Linked DNA regions of Homo sapiens: region 1 is linked to region 2. A link is an interaction called in ENCODE POLR2A ChIA-PET data of the cell type or tissue named here. Cell type or tissue: MCF 10A. All regions are shown on one strand. Each heading gives the region's core, and the rest is flanking DNA. Links, peaks and the distances in the headings are about the cores only.

Region 1 (2,920 bases), core at 205-2,704, 67 kb after region 2:
CTTTCTTAATTCAATGCCACTCAAAATTATTCTTCTAATTGGGAATGTTAGATATTATTTGTGTATGTGTGTGTTTTGTGTCAAAAGGAATAAAATACAGACAAAAGGCAATCATGTTGTCAATGAGAAGTATTCAATATAATATGGTTTTGGTTGTTTTAACATTACAACCTAACTGACCTGACCTTGGTTATTAGAACAGTTGAATAGACATATATAACTCTGATTTCACAAGAGGATACAAGAATCATTAAAACATAAAATATGTGCATACATCATCTAACTACCTCTCTGTAGTTAAATGTAATTGCAGTTTTCCAGCAAAGAATTTGTGGAGAATTAAAATGAAAAGAAATAAAGGCTTGGGGAAAATAGCAACAAATGGATGGAAAATATGAAATTAATTATCTCTATCTGAAAAATCTGTTTCTTATAAAGAATTAGAGATCTGTTGCACTTCAGAATTATTTACATTTGAGAAAAGTTCTCGCCGTCAGTGGAAGAACATTACATGAAGAGGTATCTTTGGGCACATGAGCCATCTAACATAGAGTTAGAAGAGTCCAAAGAGCTCATCCTGCCTGGTCGTCTGTGTCTAACCAGATGACTACCTCAACTACTTGAAATAAAGTGGTTCTTGTCTACTTTGCAAGATGTTTTTTCTTTTCCTTTTTTCTTCTAAAAATAAGCAAACAACAAAACAGAGGGTCAAGATCTGTTTCTCTCTTTGATTCCTAAGATTTGTTTAAAGAAAACTTTGTTTCAGAAATTACATATTTCAGACACAGTTTTAGGTCTATTTTGTTCTATTCCACATAATATCGATACTAAGACAATGATTGGGCCAGCAGCATTTTACTAAAGTTTTCCCAACGACATTAACCAATCAATTAAATAATTAATTTTTTTTGAGACAGAGTCTTGCTCTGTCACCCAGGCTGGAGTACAGTGGCACAATCTCAGCTCACCGCAATCTCCACCTCCTAGGTTCAAGTGATTCTTATGCCTCAGCATCCTGAGTAGTTAGGACTACAGGCATGTGCCACCATGCCTGGCTAATTTTTGCATTTTTAGTAGAGATGGGGTTTCACCATGTTGGCCAGGCTGGTCTCAAACTCCTGGCCTCAAACAATCCTCCTGCCTTGGCCTTCCAAAGTGCTGGGATTACAAATGTGAGCCACCACATTCAGCTCAGACATTAATTTAGCTTGATATATATATATGGATTAATTAAAGGAGGATTAGTCAGAATAGAAAGCACTGAAAAAGGAAAATTACAGAAGAAAATCTGAGTGGTGCTCATTCAGTTGCCATCCAGAGGAAAAGGAATCTTAGTTGTCAGGCCTGAACTACTCAGATCACATTGAGCATCTTATGTCTGTTTTGAGAACAGTATATCAGGATGACTTAGCTTGTAGTCATTAAACTTGAAATTTAATTGGTCCCTTGTTCTGATTCAACACTCAGGTTCCAACTGAGGTACGAGGGGAGTCGGTGGGCAAGTGGTTGGTAGCTGAAAAAACACTCAAAGAATTGTAGACAGTTTCAACATGGCTTTACTCTCTCTCTGGGCACAAGCGAGCCATATGTGCAGCATCAGCAAGGTATACCTTTTACAGACAATAGTGGCTCTGAGCCAAACACGAGCTCATGTGAGTTGTTACCTAATGTGCCTCATGTGGTGTGGTTACATAACGAGCAAGGTTGTGTGCTTGCACTCCAAACCCACTGAGTCATGCTGCACCAGAAGGCTGCCTCAGCCTACTCCTGACTAAAGCACAGCCATTTCCCTTACACTACACCCCCTAGGCTGAGGGCGTCCTCCAGGCAGGGACACATGCCTATATGGCGGAGCCCTGAGTCCATAACCCACAACAACAATACAGAGAGCAACAGCTCACTACTAGGATCTCAGCTATGATACTTATGACTATTAGGGCCCAATGTACGCCAGAACCTAGGGATGCTCACCATCTCTGCAGGGGGTTGACAGTGAGGCTCTCAGTCACCTTAATCTCCTGGAAGACCCCTTTGCAGGGCTGCTGTTATGTTCTGCTGATTGTCAGGGATAAGGTACAACATTGTGTTCCTAAAAGGGCACAGGTGGCTCCTTGGGCAGCAGTTATGTCTAAGGCCACTTGGTTTTGCAACACCACTTTTTGATCTGATCAACCTCATTCATTAACAGGAGGAGGGACACTCAGGTGTAATTCAGAGCCTGAGCGGTGTGCTCCGCAAGAGCAGTAAATTGTGCTTCTACAGTTTTGACACCTGCTCCAGGGATAGTCATTGCCAAAGGGTAGAAACACCAGGGGGCTCATCACATTCGCAAAAACTGAGAGCACAGTGCCTCCCAGTTATACAGGCATCTGGGCAATGTGGGGAGAACAGTAGCAGGTACATAAGGCCACCCCCAGATACAACATCCACTCCAGTTTGCTGATAGGAAAGGCTACTGTGTCCTCATAGACCCATAAGCTCCCAAGAGGCAAAAAGTCCATTGGGGTCCGACCTTGGTGAGGCCACTTGTTCCACCATACCTTCAGTGTGGTGACACATGTTATGTTTGCACAGGCCGTGACAGGTACCCATCCTGTTACCCCAATGTTGCTCTGTGCACTGCAATGCCTGGGCTTGGGCTACTACATGTTCCCCTACTAGCCAGCCCCACTCATCACGAATGCTACGGTCCAGCCATGGGTCTTGCTGTGTCCTTTGTCCAAAGCTTGCCACATTGTGTTCCAGGCATCAGCCATGGGATCTCAAGTCTCCAGGCATGTCCAGTTCTCTGCAGACACGGGATGTATGTGTCAGGGAAAGCTGTCTGCAGCTGCTGCTGGAAAGGCAGTGCAGGTCCAACAGTTGGAAACATTGGTCACCTCAGCATAGGTGTGGGGTCAGTCCACAATGCAATTGGAGC
Region 2 (2,920 bases), core at 305-2,804:
TGTGATTAATTTGCTCTTTTTAGCACCCAAATGACTATTTGGGAATGAATTAGATATGCTCAGTAGCTAGAACCAGGGATTGGGATACATTGGTTTAGCCATTCCTTTTTGTCAGATTGTTAGCATGGCTGGTGCCAAGAGCCATCCAGGCTCAAGGAGGTGAGAAAGTTAAGGGAAGGAAATCCCCAAAGTTCATGGTGAGGACACAGCAAAATAAGGACTCCATCCCATCCCCTTAGGTAAAAAGCCACAAGCTGCAAGGTGCCAAAGACCAATTAGTAGTTGTTGCAGAGCTCTCCGACTGAATTGCACATTCTTGTAAACTACTGTCAGTGCCAGTACACTCTCAAATGGGACCACACCCTTTTCTTTAAGCTAGTGATTTTGACTACCTATTTTTGGTGTCTTCTGCATTTCCTTCAAATCTCAGAATCCCTGGGAGCTTGTAAGGAACATTTAGTAACCCCATCCCCGTCGCTACCCTCAATGGTCCTGCCTTTCGGAGATATCATACCATTTTCCTTTTCTCAATGAAAGCAAGAAAATGCTGGTTTGGGGAAATGAGAGTCGAATGAATCATTCTGAAAAATACCATAAAGCAACTGGAGATGATTTTCAGGTTAGCTTGGTTAATAACTCTTGTAATTCTCAAGCACTAAGAAAGAGTTAGCCGATAAAATGAGTTTGGCCAGGTCAGAATGAATTCTAGCCACCAGGTCAGAATGAATTCTAGCCACAAGGCAATAAAGTTTTGCCCAGCAGTGGAAAACTAGCCTGCAAATGTGCCATAATCTTCAAGGCTGCTTATCTGCATAAGGCTTTTGTTGTTTTTAAAACACAGAATTGTGCTACTCCCACAAAAAAACTCTCATCCTTTTCTACCTTCTCATTCCCACTCCCACTTCTGCTGTCTGTAATCTTAAGCAAATGGGTTGTTTTTTTCTTTTTTTTTCTCCTAAATAATCCAATTTACCTCTTAACATGTCAAAAAAATTGTTTTAACCATTTTAAAAATAAATGTTTATCAAAAAGTTTGGAATTTGCAGTCATAGGCATGAATTCAAATCTCAAGCTATTGAGCTACCATCACATTACTTAACCTCTTTGAACCCTGGTTTCCTTATTATAAAATGAGAAAAAGAATGTCTATTCAAGGCAGATACCACTAGTTACCTGCCCAATATTCACACTAGCTTTCTTCCTACTAACAGAATTCTGATTTTGGCAATAGGCCTGGTCAAAACAAAACAAAACATAACAAAGCAATCTTTAGTTCCTCCAGCTCCCTGGCAGATAGAGGTTGCTATGTGACACCTCTGGGGCTAATGAAATACATGAACACACAGTCATAAGGTGATTGTGTAAGCAACACCAAATAACAGGACAAACCTAGCCGGGTAGCTAGCTGCCTTGTGCCTTTGTTCTTCCTCTCCTTCCATCCTGGAAGTTGCTAACAATGTCTGGAAGTAGAACAGCCATCTATGTCCAAAGAGAGAAGGGCCACAGTTCATGATGAAAGAGCAGAAAGGCAGGACTTGAGGTCTCTGCAGTGGCCCCAGATTGTCCAGCTGTAGTCTACTGTTAATGTTTGGAAAATAAACACCATGTTTGATCAAGGCACTTTAGGTGGATGTCTGTGATGTGCAGCTGAATACTATCCCTAACTGATACACTGTTTCATGGAACTGGTGTGAAAATTGAAGATGTTAAACCACCAAACTATGGGAATGTGCATATCCCTGAAGGATGATGCTTAACATATTTCATTTGAAGCATGTATATTATACTCCCCCTAAAATGATAAAAGAGAACACAGAAAATTTTTAACTTTTCCTGAATCCCTAAGGGCCTGATTATGAACACTTAGCATAAACCTCTTAAAATTACTTTAAAGTAGGCAGGGATAAACATGATTAAAAGAAGTATTTTATTGTTGCTATAGAACGGGGTGCTCCATAATATGGCCTATTGCTGTGTTTTACCGATGCAAATGCTGGATTGTTGCTCAACTCCATCTCAGTTTTAGTGTGACTCCCTACACTCTAGATGCTGGAGTCCACACTACAGCTGGGGTTCTGATGTAATTTGCATTTGCCTAATTAGAAGCATGAGGTATAGACAGTGGAGGTTAGGAAGAGGCCACACTTTTGCTACATCTGCTGTGTCTGCTGCTTTTTTTCCTAAAACAACATCAGCAAAGATCCCAGGCACCAGCATTGTGGATTCAGAGAGGCATGTCTCCCTGCATTCACTCTGTAGGCATAGACTGTAGCGGTGAGGTGTGGTCTGAAACTGGCAGAGACAGGGGCTTTATGATTGAGAAAGTGTTTTTATTCTTATAGAGTCCCGATACTAGTGGATTCCTGCTTGCAAAAGAGACACAGCTCCTTTGACGACCTTGTTCTGAGTGTGACTTTGGGAGACTTTTCTGAGAGTTCAACCTGCAGTCTATCTCTTTAGTCTTCTGAGCTATCCCATAGTCTATTGAATCTTTGAAACCTTTTCTCCTTAAATTAGGTAGAGTGGGTTCTGTTCTCTACAACTGAATCCAGAACTATGGAGCTTCCTTTAGTGTTGCTTACCAAATATTTCCAGCTTTCAGAGACATACTTGGCTGGGCTCAATGGCTCATGCTTGTAATCCCAGCACTTTGGGAGGCCAAGGCAGGTGGATTGCTTGATCCCAGGAATTCGAGACCAACCTGGGCAACATGGTGAAACCCTATCTCTACCAAAAATAAAAAACGCACAAATATTAACCTGGCATGGTGGCATGTGCCTATAGTCCCAGCTACTCAGGAGGCTGAGGTGGGAGAATTGCTTGAGCCAGAGAGGTTGTGGAGGTTGCAGTGAGATGAGATTGTGCCATTGCACTCCAACTTGGGTGACAGAGCCTGACCCTGTCTCAAAAAACGAAACAA

What was found. Peaks named below come from ENCODE experiments on the same cell type or tissue, not always from the same donor. Only the 100,000 strongest peaks of a DNase experiment are listed, where the experiment ranks them.
Region 1: POLR2A ChIA-PET joins it to region 2 with 5 read pairs; 2 of 35 experiments call an interaction of 5 or more read pairs at or near these places.

What each region holds. Positions count from the first base shown.
Region 1 is chr6:79,306,131-79,309,050 of GRCh38, forward strand. It overlaps LCAL1 (lung cancer associated lncRNA 1), which reads right to left. Exons shown (of 3, transcript NR_130915.1): 3 at 1,539-2,920. Among named protein-coding and RNA genes, the nearest start is that of LCAL1, 5.8 kb to the right of the region's middle. In MCF 10A, for the core only: no CTCF peak of the experiment used is centred there; a DNase peak (open chromatin) is centred at 1,661.
Region 2 is chr6:79,239,377-79,242,296 of GRCh38, forward strand. No RefSeq gene overlaps it. Among named protein-coding and RNA genes, the nearest start is that of HMGN3, 6.2 kb to the left of the region's middle. In MCF 10A, for the core only: no CTCF peak of the experiment used is centred there; a DNase peak (open chromatin) is centred at 1,305.